Regions from separate parts of the Homo sapiens genome. Here region 1 is linked to region 2. Evidence: chromatin loops called from intact Hi-C (ENCODE). Cell type or tissue: CD4-positive, alpha-beta T cell. All regions are shown on one strand.

Region 1 (5,000 bases), 140 kb after region 2:
AGACAATAAGCGCACACGTGCCATTGTGCGTACACAAGAACAAGTCGAACGTCTCAACAAAGATTTACTTCCACAGAGCCTTGCGCGGCACACTACGCTCACGTCTCACTAGAAAGGAGTCACTTGGGTTATTTTTTTTTCCCCTTTCTTAACACAGCACAAGCCAATGGCCAGCTAGACATTCAGACCCGTTGTTGAATGTTGGATAGAAGGGAGCAGCATCAGACACAAAATTTCAGGCCCTGGTTTCATGTGCCTTTAATACTTGTTTTTCCTTTCCTCTGTATTCACTAAACAATTTTTTTTTTTTTGTAAGGCTACTTTTGTAGCTTTTTGTTTTCCCTTTGTATTTATCATGTTTTTAATTTCTTCTCTGAGGAGGAATTCTCTGAATCTGTATCTTCCAATTCAATTCGTTGCCTTTTGAGGCCACTGTGGCCATGAACAGCCCTGCTACTATCTGTGGCTGGGGTGTCAGTGGGGTCCTCTCTTGTTCCAGCATTGGGGGTCTCACAGGCCATTTCAGACCCGCAACAATCTTTGTGTAGGAGTGTCCCTGTCAGGGACGAGTTATCACGGTCAGTGTCTGAGTGTCCTGGGGAAGAGTAGGCCACCACCTCCAGCTCCCCCAAGTTCTGCCCGTTATTGTGAGGGTGAGGGGGACGAGGGTGTAAGCGTCCATTGTTGTGGTTGGCACAGATGGTTTCGAGGCTCCTCTCCTCACTGTCATCAGACTGGGTCCTGGGACAGTTGCCAGACCCGCTGTTGAGAGTGGAGCCAGATGCCTTGGGGACAGGAGGAGAAGGCGGCTCCTCAGCCCGACTGCTCAGGGCCTTTCCATTGAGCTTCTTGGTTTCAAAAGGGTGCTCTACAGAGCCGCTATTGCCAGTGTCCTGAGAGGTACCCTCTGGCACCTCTGCCCAAGCATGGCTGCTGTGCTCATGGCCTGGGCCATTGCTGGGAGTTCTAGGAGTCTCTTCTTTAAAAGTGTCCTTGCTGCAGCCTTCAGGTGGCAGGTCCTGGTTCCTCTGGGCCATTGCTATGTTTAGACAGGCTTCCTTACTGGAAGAAGGGGCTGGGTTGTCTTTGTGGCTGGTTCCTGCTCTCCCTTCATCTGCCTCCCCGGTCACCAAGGAGGTCTCTCCATCTTTGTTATTTGAGTAGGAGATATAAGAGTAGCGGAGCCACTTGTAAGCTTTATAAATTTTTCGCTCAACTGATTCTATGTCAGAAGTTGGTGATGCCCGGCTTGGTTGAATCTCTAGCGTGGAAGTGCTCCGCTCAGGGGACGAGGTTGGGGAGGAGGAGAGGTCATCCACTTTGATCTGGGGGTAATCATAGTTGTCTTCTCCAATGTAAGTGTTGGTGGGCTTGATTGGGGCACTGGGCTTGTCTTCTCGGGTTGTCTTCTGTCGGCGCCGCATGGCATTCCGCTGCCAGGTAGAGGCTCGGCGTTCATTCAGCTCCTCCTCATCCTCAGAGCTGCTAGAGCTGCTGGAACTGCTGGATTCATCTTCGGGGCTGGGTGACCGTGGCCGGGGAAAGAGATCTGTGTCTAGTTCCACCTCACAGACATTCTCCTCAGAATCGGACTCATTGGAAAGGGCCAGGAGGCGTTTGTCTTGGTAGCGCCGCAGAGCAGACAGACGCTGCTGGCGAGAGGCTGCATCCTCACACGTGGGTGTTGGTGGAGTTGAGGCTACTGTGTTTGTGGTGGTGACCCGCAGGGGCCCCAGGTGGAAGGCGTTGTCGGCAGACTCATCTACTGTGGGAGGCGGGGAGCGAGGCAATGAGGCCGAAGACTCTGAGTCAGTGTAGCCTGAGCGCTCGCTGACCCCAGCGTGCAGTTGGAGGATAGTACTCTCACTGAGGTCACTGTCTGAGTCAGAGCTCCAGCCCTCGATCTCTCGGCGTACCAGTGAGTCAAAGAAGGCCATCATCCGGGGGTCTTCCTGGACCGACTGGTTGGCGTAGTCATGCGACAGGCCACTCCCACTGTTCAGCACAAGGCTGATGTACTCTTCATGGGTATAGAGGCAGCGGGAATCGTCCTCAATCCGACCGTCGAGGTCTCCAGTACATCCTGGCTGCTTGTATGGGCTCCAGATCTGAACAGAAAATGAAAAACAAAAGCAACAAGGAGTAACTGGAAAGTATTCTTTCACTGGTGGTGATAAAGAACACCAAGGCAGAACTTCCCCAGACTCTCCCTGTAATTTAACTAGGACTTGCTAACCAACTTAAAAATAAGTTCTTTACCAGACTGGATCATGTGGGTTATGTATGAAAACTGAGGTTTTTAGAATCAGATGTGGGGAAATGCATGGTCTAGAACACAGTATTAGCCTAGTGTCAAGAGACCTACCTAAGTCCTGTCTCTTGGCCCAGGGTAATCACATACTTTCTCCACCAGAATCTTCCTCCCTTTTAGTTTCATCTATTAGTAGTTGGACATTATAATAATAATCCTGGAGAATAGAGGATGACTTGAAGATTTCCCAAGGTGTTAAAGACTTTCAGAAGACTGAAGCTGTGCACAGAGAGGTACCACTTTTCCCAAATGAAAACAGACCCAGCACTCAGCCCTCCATGGTAGTTAATATCTGAGCCTATAGCTCCACTTCTGCCCAACTGCAACATTCCTATTTTTAACTAATGGGAATTGCTCACTGGAGCTTGATAAGAATAGCCAACTGCCTACACTGCAGTTCCCTCTTGGACATACAGGCACTAGTTACCCAGGAAACTGGGTTCTCTTAACCAGGGAGCTGCTGGCTTAATCCCCAACAAGTCTGTTAGCTATAGGAGTAGGTAGGACACATGCCCCAAGGACAGGTAACTGCAGCCCCACTCATAATACCCCTCCACTCCATGGTCAGGGACATGGACTCATAGCTAAAAGGCAGCAGAGCTAGGATTCAAACTCAGGTCTGCCTGACTTAAAGGCTTAACTTTACTGTTATGCAAAATCAAGTGCAAGGTAATTAAGCTGTCACTGCAAACGAGAACGATTAGCTCCACCTGACTGCCAGACTGGTTCACAGCAGCACAGAGCAGCCCAGTTACATCAGCCTGTAGTCATGGCAACTCAGATGAAATCCCAGGCAATCTTCTTGCCTGACAGGCTGGTGTCTATCTTTAGATGGCATCCAACCCAGAAAACAGTGGCCCCTCAATTCCCCATCCTTCATCTAGACCAAGACTTCGTTTCCCCAAAGCTATCTAAGGACAAATGCACCTCCCTGTGGGAATTCTCCTGAGTCCCATTCCTGCCATGCTTTACTTGGCAATTCCTGAGAGGTGGTATCTCTGCAGAGGACCCCCCATTTCCAAAGAGGCTGAAGAAACCTTCTAGATTAGCATCTCTCCACCAGTTTCCAACTCAGATTCATTCCTCCTTCAACTTTGTTCCCTACCCATAACTCTAGATGTGGCTCAGATGTTCTCTCCTCTCCAGCTTCATAATCTTACCCTAGAGAGTTTCAAGGGATTGGTTTTCACTTTGGAGTGCACAAGAATCACCAGAAGAGCAATTATAATGTTGATTCCTCAGTCCCACTCTTAGAGGTTCTGATTCAGTAAGTCATGAACAGGTATCAGGACCATGCATTTTTAACCACTCAAGGGATGAGTAAGTAGGGAGATCAACTTTTGAGAAACACTAGACTACAGTTACCATAAAATAAGCAGAATAAAATAAAGGGTTTATCTGAAGGTTTACACATGGTCTCCAGCATGTGGCTTAAGCTATAATTACTATCTCTGCAAAGAGATGTCTAAGGGAATAAAAGAGCTTGGTGGCTTAGAAAGGAAGCTGAGGGGTCCAAAAGGGAAAGCCCTTAGGATTTTTTTTTTTTGCATCTTATTTGTAATTCTGAGCCAAATCTCTCACCTCTCCAGTTTAAAAGTGGTAAAATGTCATTAACCATGTTCTCTAATATGAAGATAAATCTATTTGTACCTCACAGAAACTCACAACTAGTTAACTAAAGTACAAAATAACAACAGTGAGATGCTGGCTTAACTCCTTACTAAGCCCATTTTTAAGTTCCAGTGTATTACTACCCAGCTCCTACATTTTCCCTTCAGGAATGAAAGTCATAACACTGAAAGTTAGTTTGCATTTGAGCTCTGGAATGTATTAAGCTGAGGTAGACTGTTCATTCCTGAAGCCTGGAGTAATGGAGTGAAACACAGGATTAAGAGGCAGGAGTCTTGAGTAGGGGTTCCCACTGACTCCTAGTTAGTGGGTGATGCGCAGCTCCTTCCTCTAAACAGTAAATTAGATGGGTCTCATCCAATCCTAAGATTCAGAGCAAAACAAAACCTTCACTCCAGACACACAGTACAGCACTTCAGCAGTAAGGGGAGCAGGTAGGAACCCCAGACCTGTCATTTCCTGTGGCCCTGAGCAAATGACCTCACACTTGAAAGCCTGTTTCTCATATGTGTAAATGAGAATGATACCAAAGCCCATACCCAACACCAATAAATGTGATGTTTTCTCTTTCATTTGGCAATTGAATGCCTCAACCAGAATGTTAAAACCCACCCTCAGAGAAACTTCTGAACATTATAAGTACTGACCGTTCCTATTATCTTGGTCCTAATCCTTAGTATTAATATATAAATTCCAACCATTTGTGAAATTGGTAATCTCTTTACACTGGAAAGTTAACAACTCAGAAGTGAATCAATGAAAAACCAACTTCCTGTTACATGTTAAATGTGGCAGCCGGGCGTGGTGGCTCAAGCCTGTAATCCTAGCACTTTGGGAGGCCGTGGCGGGTAGATCACTTGAGGTCAGGAATTCGAGACCAGCCTGGCCAACGTGGTAAAACCCTGTCTCTACCAAAAATACAAAAATTAGCTGGGCGTGGTGACAGGTGCCTGTAGTCCCAGCTACTCGGGAGGCTGAGGCAGGAGAATTGCTTGAACCCAGGAGGAAAAGGTTGCAGTGAGCCGAGATCGCGCCACTGCACTCCAGCTTGGGTGACAAG
Region 2 (5,000 bases):
AGGGAGAAACACCATGTATCATTCCATCCCTCTGACAAAGCTGCTGTCACAGCTGTGATATTTTCCTGATGGGCTGTGTATGTGTGCAAGTACACACACACCACGCACAAGGGTAATGAAGTTGCCCTAACAGGGAAGGTGTTTTCTCTTCACTTTCAGTTGGGGCTCTGTCTGGCTATTCTAAGAGGCCAACACTGCTCAGGCTGGACCATGGACTGTCACAACAAGGGTCCTAGTCCTGCTCTTTTCCCACCCCACCTGCCAGGGACCCAAAGCGGGTGGTCAGGTGGGCACACATACCTTCCGCAGCTTCCCGTAGTCAATCAGCTCGGGCCGGTGTCGGTGGATCAAAGCACAGAAGCCGAGGCCATCCTTCCAGCTGCCCGGGGAGAGAGAAGAAGGAGCAGGCTGGTAAATGAGGCTGAACAAACGGGCAACCAGGGCAAAGCAGGGGCCTCCTAGACACCAGAGAGATGAACACATAGAGCTTTCTGGGGTAGGAGTTAGAAGACAGGATGGGAAGGGACATTTCTTCCTGCCACAAATCCCAGGCACTAGGGTCAAGACTTTGTGGGGGGGTTGACAAGTTCAGATAAACCTGCCATATCCAGCCCTACCCCCGACCAAGGCCTATGGCCCTAGTCTGCTGTTCCAGAGCCCTGGGCTGGGACTTCCTGGACAATTTCCTTGGGGGCGCTCCCAGTAGCAAAAGCATCAACCAAAGTTATATCAGGCAGCAGCCCCATCTAAGACACTGCAGGGAGAGAGACGGGGGGATTCAGAGCGATGGCGACATCCCCTTCCCAAGGAAAGCTACTTCTTCCCCCAGAGGTCTCCACTTTGTTCTAAAGCTGAGACTGACCCAGCCAAGGGGGTCTGGGAGCTCCCGGGGGAGGCAGCCTGGTTCTGTGAGAGCCCCTCAGACCCCAGCACTCACCTTATGTGGAAGTTCTGGATGTTGACATTTTTGTAAGGGGCTGTCTTTCTCTGACACCACAGGAGCAGCCCTTCCTTGGCTGAAGTCTCTATGGGGAAGGGGATGGGCAGCGAGGTCAGAGGGCTGACTCGGTGGAGGGAGGGATGCCGGCTCACAGGAGGCCCCACTGTGACCCTTTGATGCCAACCCTGCAGCTACTGAAGGAGGAGCCCTGGCCATCAAGTCTATTCCCTTGACAGAGTTTGAGAAGTTATTTGAGAAACAGAAAAAGCAAGCTGGGAAGCTGTTCAGAGCTAGTCGTGTTACACGTGTAAATTTTGAGACAACAGTTTTTCAAACTTCAAGAATTAGCTCCCCCTACTCTCTTTTATTCAAAGAAATGGTAATGATACAAAATAAGTCGGCAACCTCTATCAGGTTGGGGAGGAAGATTTGATCTGGGAAATCTACACATCTAGGGGTCTCCAGACAGGGGAATCCCACAGCCTGAGGGGTGCACACAGCTGAGTGAGAAGAAAGCATTAGGACTCCTAGACAGATTTTGTTTTTAATCTAAAAAATAAGGTTTCCTTATATTTACTGCACGGATCAATACTGCTGCCCTCTGTGTGTGAAGCAGCCACGTGTCTATGAGGTTAGGCAGGCAACTGAGGGGGCTCACGGAGCTCCCAGCACAGAAGAAAGACTGCAAACCACACTACCCCCCTGCTAGGTTTGTGCTGTGTCCCCGCCCAAATCTCATCTTGAATTGTAGCTCCCATAATTCCCACGTGTTGTGGGAGAGAGACGGTGGGAGATGATTGAGTCGTGGGCGTGGTTTCCCCCATACTGTTCTCGTGGTAGTGAATAAGTCTCACGAGGTCTGATGGTTTTCTAAGGGGAAACCCCTTTCACTTGGCTCTCATTCTCTGCCTGCTGCCATGTAAGAGGTCCCTTTGCTCTCCCTTGCTCTTCTGCAATGACTGTGAGGCCTCCCCAGCCATGTGGAACTGTGAGTCCATTAAACCTCTTTTTATTTATAAATTACCCAGTCTCGGGTATGTCCTTACCAGCAGCGTGAAAACGGACTAATACACCCTGTGTTTGTGCCTGTGAATTGGAGGTTAAGGTACTCAGTGGACTGTGTTCATGAATGATCTCATTTATTTTCAACACACAAAATGGACTTTAAAATGACATTCAAGGGTTCCTACAAAGACCATAACCACCTAAGCAAAAGCAGACAATTTAAAAATTGGAAAAGCTAATGCTTCTACTTAGCTTAAGCTCTTCGTCAGCTAAATCACAAGAGTAACACAATGATGACTGCAGAGCTGACAAGAAGTCCACCCAAAAGAATCAAAATCATCAAGAAGGCTATTTGAGAAATGGATTTACATCCACTATCATTAACAAGAACCACACCCCAGGTGACTACTATGACCCTCTTTCCAACCACTTCAACCCTAAATACCAAGTACCCATAAACCGAACTTGGAACTCTACATTGCTGCATCACAGAGTGTCACACCTAGATCTCCATCACAAAGCAATTGAATTGAATCCACGTTGTTTTCATTAAGAAATTCCTTTGATTAAAAATGTTTATGATGTCTATGCCATTAAAACAAATATTTAAAAAATAGTATCTCCATCTCATCTTGTAAAAGTTTGTTTCAGTATGTGTGTTTTATCACAGGCACAACAATACACAAATATTATTATGCAAGATAAATACAGGCATAGCAGACATAAAGCTCAAAAACTGCCCGAGTGTGGAATCAAGCGTAGAGATCACCTCTCCAGACCATGGCGGCCCTTGCAGATCTGTGAAATGGCCACTAGAGGGTGCTAGGGGAGCAAAGTGGAGGACGGGGTTAGCGCCCCTCCTGGTCCTTCCTCCCAGCCGCTATTTCCCCACCCTTTCAGATTAACAACCCAAGAGCCAGGTGGGTTTTCCAATATACTTCCCCATGGCAGCCTTGGGCTTTCCCAAAGTGGGGAGTTTCCCTGAGGCCAACATGCCTATGAGAATCAGAATGGCAAACAGTTCTTTTTTCTACATTGACTGGAGGAGAAGGCTGATGCCCAATAAATGAGCAAGAAGCCCAGGACATGGCCCCTGATCAACGTCCGTTGCCCTGGGTATGGGAGTTCTCCAGGCTAAGCCCAGGGAGGGAGACGAGATGGTGATGGCGGGATGGAACAAAGCAGAAACCCACCTTCCACGGAGATGTCCTGGATGGCAAAGCGCAGGATGATGGTCCAGATCATGCCCAGGGTCATCTTCACATTCCCATCCACGATTTCTACAGAAACAGCAGCAGCACACATCAGAAAGGGCCTCAGCGGGGACAGAATTAACACTCCCTCAGCACCCACAGCACTCCATGCCCCACGCTAGGAATCAAAAGACTCCAGAGCTCTACTTCTAGAGGGAAACAGGATTTTTGCTTGTTTTTGAGACAGGGTTTTCGCTCTGTCACCCAAGCTAGCGTGCAGTGGTGCAATCATGGCTCACTGCAGCCTCCAAATCCTGGGCTCAAGCGATCCTCCCATCTCACCTTCCTGGGTAGCTGGGACTACAGATAGGCCACCACACCCGGCTAATTTTTTCATTTTTTGTAGAGACAGGGTCTTACGATATTGCCCAGGCTGGTCTCAAACTCCTGGGTTCAAACGATCCTCCCACCTTAGCCTCCCAAAGTGCTGGAATTACAGGCATGAGCTACCATGCCTGGCCTGGATGTTTCTTAAAGTTAATGCAATAAACTGTGACAGGTGCTGGAAGAGAAGTCTATTTGGGGCACAAAAAAAGGGTGTAATCAATCCTAGTTGGAGACAGTGGGTACATCAGGGAAGGCCACAGAGAAGGGGGCATTTGAAATCCTGATCTGTGTTCCCAGCCTGATGAAGAGGGGAGGATTTCTAAGCAATCACAAATGTTCTGGCAATTCTGTGAGCTGGGGCTCTCTGGGCAATCACAGCTCTCAAAATAGCCACCCACACGTGGAAAAACAGTGGAATCAAGAGAAAGTCACAAACTTAAAGTTTTGTAAATTGCCATCTTGAACTATCCACTGACTCAATCTCACAATGCCATCAGTTTGGGTATTAAAACAGATGTTTTTTTAAAAAATCAAACAATAGCTTCAAGATCACAGCTAAGAGATAACCCAATATATTTAGTCTAAGCAGCACCTTTTAGAGTTTTAGAATCTACAAGTTCTATGAAGTAGATTTTCTCTTTTTTTCTGTACCAGGCCTAATGGCAGGGAATACAACATAAATAAGCCCTATTTTAAGGAGCCCAATACATGGAGCAATCTATGGTCTTGTGGTTGAACAAGTGATACTCAAATGTAGATTCCACACCCACTCATCACCTGCTTCCAGACCAGGAGATAGTAATCCGGCCCATGGTAAGACACGCTCAGTTAAGAGTAAGGTACCCAAAGAATATCTTTTTTTTTCCTACCTGCAACATTAATTTTAGGGGAGACCCAATAGAACCATGAGAAGGATCAATTTCTAGGCAGTTCTGACCCTACTAGGATTTGCATCCCACAAACCCCTGAAACAAGAGTGGATTTCCATTAAGGATGGTATACTCTAACATCTTAGCCCCTTTCCCAAAAGTGAGGGCAAAACTGTATGCTGTTCCATGACCAGCCGGGTGTAGTCCATGGAGCAGTGCTTGGCCACAGCCACCTCCCAGGGGAGCGGGTAACCTGCTGAGTCTGCATGGGATGCTGAGCAAAGGAACAAGTGTCCACTTTGGACTTGGAATAGGATGTAACCCTTCTTGTAAACAGGGAAGTAAAAATGCCCCTCCCAGAGCCCCAGACACCAGGCGGGGCACAGTCCCACATCCAAATGCTTGGGTTGGAGAGAAACAGAGAGCTGAGCAGCATGCAACCCCTTTTGCTACCAAGCAACACAGCCAGCCAGCATTTTGCAGTCCACATTGTGGGGAGGTAGTACTACTCATCAAGAATCAACTCATAGACCTGGCACAGTGGCTCGAGCCTGTACTCCCAACACTTTGGGAGGCCAAGACAGGTGGATTGCTTGAACCCAGGTG

The links. A loop is a pair of places that touch in the nucleus more often than their neighbours do. Peaks named below come from ENCODE experiments on the same cell type or tissue, not always from the same donor. Only the 100,000 strongest peaks of a DNase experiment are listed, where the experiment ranks them.
Region 1: a loop joins it to region 2, with 12 times the contacts of the local background. A loop is called at or near these places in 10 of 110 quality-filtered maps.

The regions. Positions count from the first base shown.
Region 1 is chr14:69,053,504-69,058,503 of GRCh38, forward strand. It overlaps DCAF5 (DDB1 and CUL4 associated factor 5), which reads right to left. Exons shown (of 9, transcript NM_003861.3): 9 at 1-2,108. The coding sequence ends at 354. Among named protein-coding and RNA genes, the nearest start is that of ACTN1-DT, 76 kb to the left of the region's middle. RefSeq lists enhancers at 1,394-2,593, 2,724-3,291. In CD4-positive, alpha-beta T cell, no CTCF peak of the experiment used is centred here; a DNase peak (open chromatin) is centred at 3,048.
Region 2 is chr14:68,909,018-68,914,017 of GRCh38, forward strand. It overlaps ACTN1 (actinin alpha 1), which reads right to left. Exons shown (of 22, transcript NM_001130004.2): 4 at 3,139-3,225; 5 at 938-1,025; 6 at 301-379. Among named protein-coding and RNA genes, the nearest start is that of ACTN1, 68 kb to the right of the region's middle. RefSeq lists an enhancer at 2,859-2,978. In CD4-positive, alpha-beta T cell, CTCF peaks have their summits at 2,764 (motif pointing right) and 2,965; a DNase peak (open chromatin) is centred at 2,784.